Regions from separate parts of the Homo sapiens genome. Here regions 1 and 3 are each linked to region 2. A link is an interaction called in ENCODE POLR2A ChIA-PET data of the cell type or tissue named here. Cell type or tissue: Panc1. All regions are shown on one strand. Links, peaks and the distances in the headings refer to the core of each region. The heading gives the core; the rest is flanking DNA.

Region 1 (4,754 bases), core at 1,285-3,784, 200 kb before region 2:
AAATTTTAATAAAAGTACCAGATTCATCAGTATTTCAAATCATCTTCAAGGTGTCGCTAACTAAATGTGTTTTATTCATCTCAATTTTTAAGTTATTTATAGAGAAATTTCATCTTTAAATCTCCTGAATATAGAAGGGCTTACAGGCCATATCAAATGAAATGAAAAGCACTTCATTATATTTATAAGACAACAACATGCACTACTATGTCCTCTTCCATATCTAATCACAAAAATTCTACTGTAGTTCACATTAGTCTTATTTTCTCAATGTTTAATGACGTATTTTGAATTTTGGTCCTGAAACACTTGCCAATATATTTAAATTACACTTACTCCAGAACAAAACAACTCTCAGAAGAATGAAAGTAAACTACCTTCCCCCTTCCCTTTCCTGTATTTTGTAGTAAAGGCAGATTCAGTCCATCACAACCTATCACATACTGATGTTAAATTAATTAACTAAACTGACAAAGAATATTAAGTGCCTACTATGTGTTAAACATTACACAAGGCACTGTGAACGACAACGAGAAGTAAAATAAAATAATGGCCCCTGGCTTCAAGGAGCTCACAGTAACAGTTCTAACTAGAAGTTCTAACGATTACACATAAATTAAATAATAAACCATGCATTTTACAGATAATTTGATGAAAAAAATATCCACAAAGAAATGCTAACACTTCTGCTGGATGTCTTCTGTATTATATCCCAGTAGTGAAAACTTAGCAAAGTCCCTCAACTTTTCTGTCCCTCGGCTTTCTCAAGAAAAGTGGGTTTATAGCTATCGCTATACCATATGATCATTGTGACAATTACTGTAAGAATCAATTAATGTATAAAAAGCACTTTTAATTTTTTTAAGGCCTGTTGACAAGGCCAGAGTACAGTGGCATTGTACTCTGCACTGTAACTCCTGAGCTCAAGCGATCCTTACGCTTCGGCCTACCATAGCTAGGACTACAAGCATGTACCACCATGCCTGGCTAATTCAATGACATCACAAATGCAACACAGGTTGGGAGGGAGAAAAGTTTAAATAAGAATAGGTTGAGAATTAACCAAAGTTTTAGCTATAACATATATGAGTGTGGAATGATGAGGAGGACTCAAGTGAACAGAAACAATATAAAGGACAAGAAGGGGCTGGGCGCGGTGGCTCATGCCTGTAATCTCAGCACTTTGGGAGGCCAAGGCAGGTGGATCACTTGAGGTCAGGAGTTTGAGACCAGCCTAGCCAACATGGTAAAACTCCATTTCTACTAAAAATACAAAAATTAGATGGGCATGGTAGCACACACCTGTAATCCCTGCTGCTAGGGAGGCTGAGGCAAGATAACTGCTTGAACCTAGGGGTCGGAGGTTGCAATGATGCAAAATGAGCCAAGATTGTGCCACTGCACTCCAACCTGGGCGACAGAGCAAGAATCTGTCTCAAAAAGAAAAAAAAAAAAGAAGGGGGGATTAAGAAAATCCAAGTAAAAATGTACAGTCTGATGTGAGCAGAATTATCTGAGTAGTTTTTAAGAACTTCTCGTGTCTTGGCCCCACACCAAACGAATTAAATCAGAATCCATGGAACAGAGCCCAGTATTAGCATTGTTAAAAAGCTGCGGCCAGGCGTTGTGGCTCACACCTGTAATCCTAGCACTTTGGGAGGCCAAGGCAGGCAGATCACTTGATGTCAGGAGTTTGAGACCAGCCTGACCAACATGGAGAAACCCCTTCTCTACTAAAAATCAAAAATTAGCCAGGCATGGTGGCACACACTTGTAATCCCAGCTACTTGGGAGGCTGAGGCAGGAGAATCGCTTGAACCCAGGAGGCAGAGGTTGCAGGGAGCCGAGACTGCACCACTGCCCTCCAGCCTGGGCGACAGAATAAGATTCTGTCTCAAAAAATAAAAAATAAAAAAAAAGCTGCACAGGTGATAAATGTACAGCCAAAGTTGAGAATTACCTAGACCAGTCAGAAGATAACTAATTGGCAAATACCTGGATATACATCCAGATATGTACAATAGAGGACCTTATTCAGGGTCTTATCATTTAGGTAAAGGATTAAACTGACCACTAATGAAAACATTAACTAGCATACATATACACATATACATATATATATTTGAGACAGGGTCTTGCTATGTTGCCCAGGCTGGTCTTGAACTCCTGGGCTCAAGGAATCCTCCCAACTCAGCCTCCTGAGTAGCTAGGATCAAAGGCAGGTGCCACCACACTCAGCTTTAACTAGTTAATATTAAAGTTCAGTAAGAAACTGAAGTCACAAAACAAAAATTCAGAGATGGTAGTACACATTAGAATGCTTCACTCTACGAAGAATCTTAGTAGACTTTAAATCAATGCCTTGAAAAAATAAACCATAGGCTTCTTGACAAGGAAGAACTCTGAAGAAAACAAGTCTCTAAAATGATGTAATTTGATATACAAATGGGATTCAGTTTACACATTTTAAAGTACCAGTACTTCCAGAGTAAAGGCAATTATGTATAGATTGAATTTGGAATCCTCCCAAAATTGGGATTTGAGATTTTGATTACTATGAATCCTTATTGATTATAACAGGATTTCCAGTGAATTGCACCTAAGTTTTTAGTGAAATCAGTCCTTAGCCTGGCAGAATTAGGATGATCTGTTAATAATTTAAAATCACTTAATTTACTTCCTGTGTTCTATCTTCCAGCCTTAGTTTTGCTCCACAGTAACTATTTCTAGCCTTATCTACCCAAGTACAGGACAAAACCAGCTTTCTACTCTGGAGTACCTGACACTGGCTCATGCAGCAATGGAAAAGAAGAAAAAAAATGCCAGGCACTGTGGCACATTCTTGTAGTCACAGCTACTCAGGAAGCGGAAGCAGGAGGATTGCTTTAGCCTGGGAGTTCAAGGCTGCAGTGAGCTATCATGGGGCTGGTGAAGAGCCACTGCACTCTAGCCTGGGCAACATAGTGAGATCCCGTCTCAAAAAAAAAAAAAGGTATAAGCAAGGGAAGAAGTAAAACAAAGCTCATTTTTCTCTTGCATCTGGTATAGATACATGAGAAGTCTTCATAGCATCTCAGGGTTTTCAATACAAACTTCATTCTTTAACAGACCTATGAAAAGATTATGGTTGTTTACATTCCTAGACTTTAATATATAAGTAGTTAACTTGAACAGTTAGCATGAACTCTGAAGTATATTCACGGGAAGCTAAGTGTCACAGTAAAAAGATCATGAGCTTTATAGAAATAGACCTTGACATAAACTCTGGTTATCGCACTTACCTATTAAAGGACTTTGGTTACGTTACTTAACTTCTGACCTTCAATTTTCTTCATTTGTTAAATGGAAATATCTAACATGCAGGGCTAATGTGATTAAATTAGATATGAATAAAAAAACCTGACATAAATAAAATCTTAGGTACACAAGAAGTATCAATTCTCTTCACCATGTAAATAGCTCTCTCAAAAAATAATATTTTCTTAAATTAAGGAAAGACCTTGGTTTGAGAAGACTAAACAGTCTAGGTTTATTTCCCCAGGATTTTCAGCATTTATATTTTTATCTGCTTGGAGAAACAGTGATACAGATGCATCTATATCCTGTGTATGTGACACAATATTCTTATATGGTGCATTTCCCTGGCCCCCAAATACCCCACAACCTAGCTTTTCCCAAACTAAAATCCTATCCCTCCCTTCTATGCCATAAATTCACAACCATCTCAAGACATTCAGAAACACTGCCTTATCCCAAACACCTTTATTGGCTTGGGTAATGTATTTTTCTAAAATAATGCCTTTTAGTGAAACAAGAATATAATCACCCAGATCTTAGTTTATAAGTACCACTTCTCCACTAAAAAGAATCAGGGGTCTTTGGAGATACCAGATACGGGACAGAGTAAATTAAGCCTAGGTCATTTGCTGGGGCACAGAGCAAGGAAATGCTCATGGAGTCACGGGGACGCAAGAAACAACTTCAAGTCTCCTGCTGACCAAATTTCAGATATTACGAACATCAGTGAGAAGAAAAAGAATGACTATAATTGACTATGTAATATTGAGTAAAAAACCCCCACAAGTTAACAGTGATAGTAACAAAAGAGAAAGGAAAAAAAAACCCATTTACCACCAATGGCATTGATTATTACCCCAACCCTTTACTCTGAAAACTGGCAGAGAGGAAAAACAAGGAATATATCCTGTTTTCCTAAAAGGAACGAGGCTGGGTGCAGTGGCTCACATCTGTAATCCTAGCACTTTGGGAGGCAGAGGTGGGTGGATCATCTGAGGTCAGGAGTTCGAGACCAGCCTGGCCAACATGGTGAAACCCCGTCTCTACTAAAAACAGAAAAATTAGCGGGGCATGGTGGCAGATGCCTATAATCCCAGCTACCTAGGAGGCTGAGGTGGGAGGATCGCTGGAACCCAGGAGGTAGAGGCTGCAGTGAGCCAAGATTGCACCACTGCACTCCAGCCTGGGTGACAGAGCAAGACTCTGCCTCAAAAGAAAAAAAGAACTAAATAGTTCATGCCCACTGATTAATTCATGCTTGTCAAAGCACTTACAGAGTTTTGTTTACTTTTTATAAATTTTTGACTTTGGCTTGTTATAAATACTAAGAATTAAGACAAAAATAATCAAAAGGCATCATGGATAATACATTGCCTGGCTTTTATCATGTCACTTTGTACCGAAGGAGTGACTGAAATACAACTTTTCCGTCTGAATTTTGTTGGATCAAATGTTAC
Region 2 (4,754 bases), core at 1,474-3,973:
TATTATTTGTCTGGTACCCAGGGCTTTGTCCAGCTGGCGCTGGAGCGGAGGCCCCTCTCACAGCACACCGGTGACCCAGTGCCCACTACTTAGAGCGCTGATCCCAAGAGAACTTAGAGCCTGGTGTGGCCTCTGTTCTTAGCCCTTTGTCATGTAAGTTGCAGATATTTTTCCTAGTTGTGTATTTGCCTTTAAGTGATTTATTTTTTCTTCTATTTGGTTTATTCTCTACTATCACAGTTGTTCTCTCTACAGGAGGTTCCAGCCTTGGCAAGAGGAGTGTGGCCCTTCCTGGAATCCCTCTGGACACACCCTCCTAGCATCCTCTAGGAAAGATGCGGCAGCTCAAAGGGAAGCCCAAGAAGGAGACCTCCAAGGACAAGAAGGAGCGGAAGCAAGCCATGCAGGAGGCCCGGCAGCAGATCACTACAGTGGTGCTGCCCACGCTGGCCGTGGTCGTGCTCTTGATCGTGGTGTTTGTGTACGTGGCCACGCGCCCCACCATCACCGAGTGAGCCCCGCAGCCGGCTGCGGACCCCATCGGCAGGGAGAGGAGGCGCGGGAGGGGGACGCAAACAAAAAATGGCTTTCATATTCAGAGATGTTCATGTTGCTGAGCTGTAAGCAGGAGCACCCTGTCTTCTCTGGTCTTTGACTTGATTAAAGTATCTCCGCTTTCTTGGGAGGGAATAGGGGATGTTTTATCAGTGAATGTGCCATACACCTTATGGTCCACTTCATGTGCCTTTCAGACTTCAAAGCGCGCGCGCATGTGTGTGTGTGTGTGTGTGTGTGTGTGTGTGTGTGTGTGCTTCTTTTTCTCTCCTAAAAATCGATAAGTAGCTCCACCTGAAGAGGGATGGAACCTCTGGGTCAGGAAACAGCTGGAATCCACACTCACCTCATTCCCATTGTTTGGATCATGCTTCTTTCCAACACGTGTTCACAATCTCCAAAGGGACTGTATTTCTTCTCTGTGCTTAATGTGATTTGAAATATGTTGAATCAAAGTGAAATATTTATTTTTTGAATAAAGGAGATAATAGCCTTAAACTGGATGCTTATCATGTTTTGCAAGGAGGTGCTGTCTGTGGGTCTCCCCCTGCCCACGGGTCTGCCCCTCTTCCCTCCCCTTCCCTTTCTCCTGTGGCTCTCTCCACCTTCCCCAGCACTCCCTCTGCTCATCATTTCTGAGTAAAATTATGCTTTTTGACCGATAATTTTAAGATGGAGAGGGACAGAAAGGGTATATTAATTGGCTTGCTTTAGAAAGTGAGAGTTCTAATTAGACTGTGACGACAGGTGCTTTTTACACCAGTTAGTTTTTCCTACTTCAACTCGGTATGTTTGTGCAAACAGCAATACAGAGTGATCCTGGAAGTAAAGGTCAGGCTTGGTTTTGTTCTTAGCTGAAAGGATGCAAATTGTTGGCATTCCAGCTGAGTTTTCAATGCAAATTGGCTGGAATGGTTGCCTCATTTTATTCTAACAGCACTGCTCAGGCGGTCCTGGTTCCTGATGGAGCAGCCTCTTTTTGGAAGTCAGATTCATGGTTACTGTTCTGAGGATGTCTGTTTTCCTGTCATTGCTGATTATGGAGATCTGTGGGGAGAGAAGTGCTTTTCCTAATCCCCGTGGCTGCGCGACTCGCTCACAGATGGCAGAGGCTGTTAGTGGAGATTTGGGGCCTCTTGGAGTGAGTCTCTCTGGAAGACGAAGCAGCTATTGAAAGGAAGGACTTCTCTGGCTGATGCCTGGAGAGCCTGGACTCAGCAGGCTGACAGAGCTCTGCGGCCCCGCTCTGTGAGCTGGTCTCAGAGAGACTCCGTGTCTCCTCATGCTCACTCAAGGGCCAATGGCCCTGGTAAGAGATTTGCTAAAATACTTGCCAAATTCAGAGGCTGCTAGCATCAAGTTCCTCTGAGGTTTCTGTTTTCCTCCCCTTTATTTGGTTCTGTTATGAACTTCAGTGCTTGCTGGTCTGAGAAAGACTGCAGGCCACTGTCCCAAGGACTTTCTCATTCAGGGGCTGGAGGGTGGAGGAAGGCGTCTGCGGCCATCCCTGCTCCTCACAGGGGCTGCTGTGCGGCTGATGAGTCCCCTTCCCAGGGCAGATGCTGTGAGGATGGAGCAAGGACAGCCTGTCCACTCCAGCAGAAAGACCCCAGTCTGCATGTCTTGCAATTACCTGATCAGCATTTAGTTCCCAGTCTACCACTCAGAATTGTGGATTACTTAACCCCACTGAACCTCAGTTTCCCTGTCTGTAAAGAACTGGTAAAGTCACTTTCAGGAAGGTGAGCCCTAGTAGAAAATAAGGCTTTTAGAACAAACTTGGGTTTTGGTGCAGATTTTGCTGCTGGAACCCCTCTGAGTCCACTTAGAGGTTATCTTGCCTCATAGGATTGTGGGGAGGGTTAAGTTGAAATAGTGTATTTGTAAAGCCAAATCTAGCGCCTGGGGCTTAGTTACTCATAGTTACTGTGTAAACAATAGTAGCTTGATATTTTACATATATTTATTTCTCACACAGCCTCATGAGGTAGGTATGATTATTACTCAATCTTACACATGAAGAAGCTGAGGCAGGCCAGGAAACCTGTCCATGTCACACAGCTCTAGTGAGTGGAGGAGCCCTGGTTTGTTTATTCTTAAGCTTTTGTTACGGTACATTTTAAACATATACAAAAATAGATGCAGCATGCCTCAGGTCCCCGTTCACCATTCTTCAGCAAACCTCACTGGCTGCTCCTGCCCATCCATCTGCACTGCCCCCACATCCAGACACCCTCATGTGCACACATTCCTTGGACTGTTTGGAGCAAAACAGGAGATGGGATTTTAAACCCAGGCAGCCTGGCTCCAGAGTCCATGCTCTTCTACATCATTAAAATCTGTTGCCTTTCAATAAATAATTTTTTCTACTCCCCTGGTCTAAAGAAACCTTGCCTGCCCAGGGTATTTGAACAGCCCTCACCTGGTCATGGTGAACAGCCTTTGATGCCATCTTTAGACAAATGGGCTGTGAGTTTGGCCTGCCCTGTGGGCACTAACTCCACCCAGCCTCTGGTCTGTTGCTCAGTGAAAGAGGAGCCTCACCTGGTAGCGATATGAGAAATAATCTTTTCCATGGGCTCCTTACTTAAAACATTTCAGTGTTCTTGCTTAGGAGATTTTGTATATGATGTGAAAAGAATATAATCTTTGGGAAACCGACATTATCTGAATTCTACCTCTGCCGCTTTCTAGCTGAATGACGTTACTCAGGCCCCATGACCTGAGCCGCACTTGCCCCACATCTGTGAAGTAAGGTTTACTCTCTAAGGGATGTTGGGAGGATATATTGAAATATGAAAATGGCATACTTTGTGCCTAGTACATTATGGAGGCCCCATAAATGGCCATTCCCTTTTCGTCAGTGTGTTCAAAAACTCAGAATATAAATGAAGGCCTGCTTCCCAAGGCTCTACTGGCCAAATGGACATGCCACACACAGTGTAATAGATCCTTTAGGTGCTTGTGGCTCTGTTTTCACCACTGTTTTTCTCTTTGTTGTCCATCAGGAGGCCTAGTTGGTTTGAACTGGACCTTCAGAAGGCAACTACTAGACAGGCTTGGTGAAGGCAGGCTGAAAATGGACCTTTAAAAGATAACAATTTTGATGTGAGTCACCTGGCAGGGACCAGATGCCAATTTACTGTGGACTTGCTCGGTGGAATTTTAACAATTCTCAGGGGAAATAGTACTCTCGTATGGGTGTACTTGGTAATGATTTGAGACACCAGGTTCCAAATTATTTCCAGCTATTCAATGGCTTCAAGGCAATACTGAATTATTTATTAGGAGTTTCACAGAAAGTCATGCTGGGGTTCCTGCAATAGAATCTAGGACTCTTGGCTTTCGGAGTCCTCATTACCAAGCCTAATGTTTCTTGAAGGGCAACTTCCGAGTTGGAGACAAGAATAGAAACCATTGTCATTGATTTAAAAGGTGTCATTTGATGTATTTTTTTTAAAAGTCCTGATACCAAGATGTGTTTGTGTATTCATTTTCTGGCCAACGAAAATCTTGGTGATTATCATTGTCATTATGGAGGGTATGAGACTGAGAGAAGAAGGATCTAGACCCAGTCTGCCACTCAGAGTGTGACATTGGCCAGGCACCTCATATAGGTATGTTGGACCATAGAATCTCCTGAGAGCTCTTGTATCCCAGAGATTCTGTGAACGTAGAGTTAACAAAATACCTATGTGAATGAATAGATTTACTTGGAGCTCAGAGAACCAACGGCACCTGGTCTAAGAGGTCTGAGGATAGAAGCTACAAGGTAGACTGTGTATCTCCTTGTGATCTTCCCAGAGCTCTATAAATGCAGCGGTTGCTACCAACTGGTCATGAGTCTAAACCTGTAAAGGTTAAGTTCAGTTTGATTGGTCCTGAGGCCGCCAGCTATAAGTTTTCCTGGTCAGTTCAAGGACAGAGCAAATATGCACCCATCCATCCTTCATGTGTCCTTCATGAGGTAAGATAGGGAACCTGCAGCCAAGCTCGTCTGTGAACTGGAGATGGTTAAGACATTGCCGTAGGTCGCTAGGAAAATTTGAGAGATGATTGTCCTTCCCTCTTCCCCAAAAGGGTCTCACACCATTAATTACTTGTCAGAGGTAGAAAAATCAGGAAATCTGTTGAAATTATGGCCCTCAGGTTTTTTTTTTGGAAGTCTACTATCACATTCCCTATAGCTCTGCCTTGAA
Region 3 (4,754 bases), core at 1,255-3,754, 1.1 Mb after region 2:
ACCGAGGATTAATTTTAAAGTACACTGCATCCTCACCAGGAGATAATTTGTATTCCACATCTATCGGTTCAGGACTTAATTTTACTATAGCAACCACGACACCAGGAGGGGAAAATTCACTTATGCTCACATCGTACACTTCTTTTTCAAATCTAATGGGGACAGTGTCTCTTGTGGGGTTGCCAATGTAGACTGCCTTTAATGCTGAACATTTTTGAGGAGATCCCTTGTCTTTTGCTTGAAGAGTGAGATTGTAGCCATAGGGAAAGCTCTCCCAGTCAATCTGCTTCCTCTCCTTAATCTTGTACTCATTCAACCACTTTCCTTCCTTAGCCAGGAAGAACTGATCTAAAGGATCCCCAGCCACAATGGAAACAGATTCGATCTCTCCATTCGCTCCATCATCTAAGTCATCAACTGTCACCACTGCATATGTTGGCTCTTTTTCCAACGAGAAAGGAACATGAGTGACTACATGGATTGTTGGGGCATGTTCATTTATGCGCTCAATGTGAACATAAAGCTTTGCAGTACTGCTCACTCCATTGTTCCCATACAGTTTCATTCCCCGGTCCACAGCCAAAATTTCCAGATCATACCTATTCTTTTCATCATAATTTAATCGACCACTTAAGGAGATGACACCACTCGTGGGGTGAACTGAAAAGAGATCAACTTTATTTTTAAAGTAGTAGTAGAATTCTCCATTGGAACCAATATCTGCGTCTGTTGCAGTCACCTGGGCAACACTAGTCCTTAGAGGTGTGCTTTCTGCTATGGTAACAGAGTATGTTGTGGGTGAAAACAAAGGTCTCAGATCATTCATATCTAAAACCTGTATATTCACTTTGGTCCATGCTTCCAAATCCTCTCCTCTGACAGAACCTTTTACTATCAATAAATAATTATCCTGGATTTCCCTATTTAATATGGCAGAATTGCCACCTTTAGTTCTTATTCTGAGAAAACAGAAATCTGCAATGATGACTTCCTCTGCTTTGAAAAAGCCTTCCTCGTCTCCGGACACTATTCTGTATTTGATATCCCAGGATAGATCTATTAAGGTGATGCCCATTCTACTCTGGCTGTTGACGTAGGTCCTTGCTGCTGAGTTCTCATACACGGTAGCATTATAAATGGAATGTGTGAAGTGGAAGCCCAGGGGTCCAGTCCCTGGCAGCCCCTGGGAGACAGTGGCCAAAAGCTTGAAAAGCAGGAGGATGAGGCAACAAGCAGGAGGCCGTGTGCCCACACAGTGTCCCATAATTATATCCATCACATCATACTTCCATCCTGGAGGGAAGAAAGAGAGAGAGAAAAGATAAATTAACCATCCTAGAAGAAGGGGGAGAGTGGGAAATAACTATTAGGAAGCCATGCTTTTTAAAACTTTATCACAAAATCTTTTTACTAAAACAGCAATATAAGAAAAAATTAGAAACCTTGCCACTACTAGGTAATAAGGAACTTAAGATTACTAGAATTTAGCCCAATCTTGTAAGAATTGTTTTCAAGTGACACTTTGTTTTAAATAACACTTTTATACTACTGACAGCGTTGTTCATTGGTACAAGATTTCTTACATTCTGAAGGTCAATTTAGAGATATATTGGAAGCCTTAAGTGCATTTACCTTTGACTTAGAACTGCCTTTGCAGTAATTATCCTATAGAAACATTTAGACAATTATCTGTTATAGCACAGTTTAAAGTAAAAAAAAAATGAAGAGATGCTAAATGCCTATCAATAGAGGACTGAATAATTCATGGTGTATTCATAAAATAAAATATTATGCAGTCATTAAAAATAGAGACATAAAAGATGTGCATTTTCAGATGCAGTAAGATGTAATGCTAAGGAAAAAAGGTCATCAAACAGTATATATAGCATGAGTTCTATTATTATATAAACACCTATATGTGCAAATGAATTTTTATATTTAAAAAGGATTAACTGTGTTTTGGGATTTGGTGGCATATTTGCATTTTCTAACTTTTCTTCAATGAACATTGTTCATCAATAGTTACATAATTACTTTTATAATTATAATCTTTTTAAAATGCTTCAAGGTATTACCATCTTTTATTGTGCTTACTTTTAAACTGATCAAGGTTTATGAATAATGCAATGCCATGAGAATGAACAAAGTGTCAAGTTACAAAGCAGAGACAATAATCCCTAAGGAGTTATATGACTGGAGTGATATCCAGAACTATTCAGAACAAGGGAGGTAAGAGTGATTACTTGCAAGAAAAACTTTAGAAATTACAAGAGATACTTCCAATTACTTTCATCAATGACTATTAAATTTGGACAGTTTCTACAGTTTCATGACTATGTGGGTTAAAAGATACAAACTTTTTCCTATTTTAGCCAGTAAAATCAATCAAGGAGAAGGGAGAAAGGAGGTATTCAACAAGAAAAAGTTAAGTCTATTCATACCCAAAGGATCAGATTTTTAGAACCCCCAAATATGAGTTCTTCCATCCAGTCTTATACTCTGCAAGCCCTTGACATTCTCCTTTTCTTCCTTTACAGGGAACGTGAAGATGAGAGGAGATGGAAAATGAATTTCTTTGCAGGCATGTAATGATGTAGGCACTGTGTCAGTCATTTTTCCACTTTGTTGTATTTAATCTTCATGATAATCCTAAGTAATAGGTACTATTTTACCCAATGACATATTAGAAAACTGAGGGTCAGAGAAGTTAATCTATTTAGTTGAGACATTTGCCCAAACAATGTTCCCCAGCCGGCAAGTAGTAAAGCAGGATCTCAGACCTTAATCTTTCTCTAAAATCCATGCTTTTCCCCATCACACAATCACTCTCTCAAAATTACCTGCAAGCAAGAATGAAATAATTAAGGATCCTAGAAGCATATATGACATAATTTAATTCTAATGAAATAGTCAACATATGTCATTGATTTTAAAAAGTACAACCCATCCCTGCCCCCAGCATATCTTTTTGGTTATCTCCTCTCTGGTTTTAATGTAGTTCTAGTTATTGGCTGCAAACTGAAAAAAAAAAAAATCCCTACAGGAGTTTAACATATTAAAATATTACAAATTGTATGGTTTATAAAACCCTTTCATATCCAAGGTTAGCAAGGCACATATTATTATAACCTTTTTGTTAATGATAATATAAAACCTCATTTTCCTATCTCGACTTTATTAGTTAAGTCTAAATAGACTTAACTTTTTCTTGTTGAATACCTCCTTTCTCCCCTCTCCTTGATTAATTTTACTGGCTAAAATAGGAAAAAGTTTTTACCTTTTAACCCACATAGTCATGAAACTGTGGAAACTGTCTAAATTTAATAGTCATTGATAGAGTCTAGCAGACTCTAGATTAGAGCTCAGGCTCTCTCCATACCCCACAAGGCTTTTCTTTTTTTTTTTTTTTCAGCTCCACCTTACAGGAGACTCTCCTGAAGTGAAACCCTGAGCATGCAAATGCTGGTTCTGCCTGGGAATGTAAGATATCTTGCTGCTATCATTTGCTGAAGTATCCCGTAGAAAACATGGAGTTACAGATAGAAAAAGTCAAGTTTAATTTAGGGACTTTACAGGCATTAATAGACAGCAAAAATGAAAAGCTGAAAAAGGGAGTAAGCGTCTATAAAGGAAGTTAATTTCACATGCAGTTCTTTAGAGACATTGCATATGCTAAGTAAGTGGAACAGGCAGCCTGTGGACAGCAGCTCTGGTAACTAGGGCAGGGACCAAGTCAGATGGCCGCTGGTGACCCTGCTCAGTAAGTTCCTAGAAAGACATCACTGGGCTGCTGGTCATTTCAAAGGAAACTTTATTAAGAAAATGATACATTTGGGGTTTTCTGGATGCAGTAGGTTCAAATGTCCTACCTAGCAGAGTGGCGAAGCCCACAGTGTGATTGGGGTGTCTACTTTGTAGAGCACAGTCAACTGAAATATGGGAGCAAAAGAACCTCTCTGTAGTGATCACAGAAGTACACTAGCAGAAGCTTTAATAGTATTTTGTATGCCTCAGGAGTCTCTATTTCATCATCTCAAAAGGCTCCAAAGCAGTGGAGACATTTTTAGGCTCACTGTGGACATGTGAACACGGTAAAGTAAGCGAGTCTCTCGTAAGGGAATGTGAAGGTTAGGTTACACTCTCTCAAGGTGAAATACTGGGATCACTCCCAGAATGCTCCAGAGAAATACAAATAAAGTTTCTGCCTTATTTCCCACTCACTATCCTGTGCTGAGAAGACTTCCTGTAACAGTAATTTTGCCGATCCTTAGCCCAAGGAGTCTAGACTCCATGGTCATCAGAGAGGAAAACTTCCCCCATGAAAAATACAGTTCAACTGAACTTTTCTGAGTCTGCCCCCTCATTCACACTTTGAACTTCTACTTAAGGAAACCTGATGGGAAGTACATCACTCTATTCCCAGCATCCAGTACAGCACCCACCACACAGGAAGCAAACAACACTGGTTTGTTGAACAGAACCCTAAGTACTAATGTAACCAGAGGCCCAGATGCCTTTAATATGCTCCGTTTCCTATTCCCCAACAAAAAGCACATCTTACTTCAGGAAACTGAATCAAGAAATTATACAGGTTCAAAGGAGCCTTAAAGATCATCTGTTCCAATCTCCTGAGTTTACAGATGAAGAAACCAGGGTCCATAAAATGAAGAGATTCCCCTAATGCCAGGACTCAAGTTTCCCAGGTTCAGAGCTAATACCAAACTGAAACACGCTTCAATTGAATTAGTTTTCAT

What was found. ChIA-PET counts read pairs that join two places held together with the same protein. Peaks named below come from ENCODE experiments on the same cell type or tissue, not always from the same donor. Only the 100,000 strongest peaks of a DNase experiment are listed, where the experiment ranks them.
Region 1: POLR2A ChIA-PET joins it to region 2 with 5 read pairs; 2 of 35 experiments call an interaction of 5 or more read pairs at or near these places.
Region 3: POLR2A ChIA-PET joins it to region 2 with 6 read pairs; 2 of 35 experiments call an interaction of 5 or more read pairs at or near these places.

The regions. Positions count from the first base shown.
Region 1 is chr11:93,670,654-93,675,407 of GRCh38, reverse strand. All of the region lies in intron 5 of CEP295 (centrosomal protein 295), which reads right to left. Among named protein-coding and RNA genes, the nearest start is that of CEP295, 11 kb to the right of the region's middle. In Panc1, for the core only: no CTCF peak of the experiment used is centred there; no DNase peak of the experiment used is centred there.
Region 2 is chr11:93,474,771-93,479,524 of GRCh38, reverse strand. It overlaps SMCO4 (single-pass membrane protein with coiled-coil domains 4), which reads left to right. Exons shown (of 3, transcript NM_020179.3): 3 at 256-1,053. The coding sequence starts at 336. The coding sequence ends at 515. Among named protein-coding and RNA genes, the nearest start is that of SMCO4, 66 kb to the left of the region's middle. In Panc1, for the core only: no CTCF peak of the experiment used is centred there; a DNase peak (open chromatin) is centred at 2,464.
Region 3 is chr11:92,348,635-92,353,388 of GRCh38, reverse strand. FAT3 (FAT atypical cadherin 3) reads right to left here. Exons shown (of 28, transcript NM_001367949.2): 2 at 1-1,293. The coding sequence starts at 1,276. Among named protein-coding and RNA genes, the nearest start is that of FAT3, 130 kb to the right of the region's middle. In Panc1, for the core only: no CTCF peak of the experiment used is centred there; no DNase peak of the experiment used is centred there.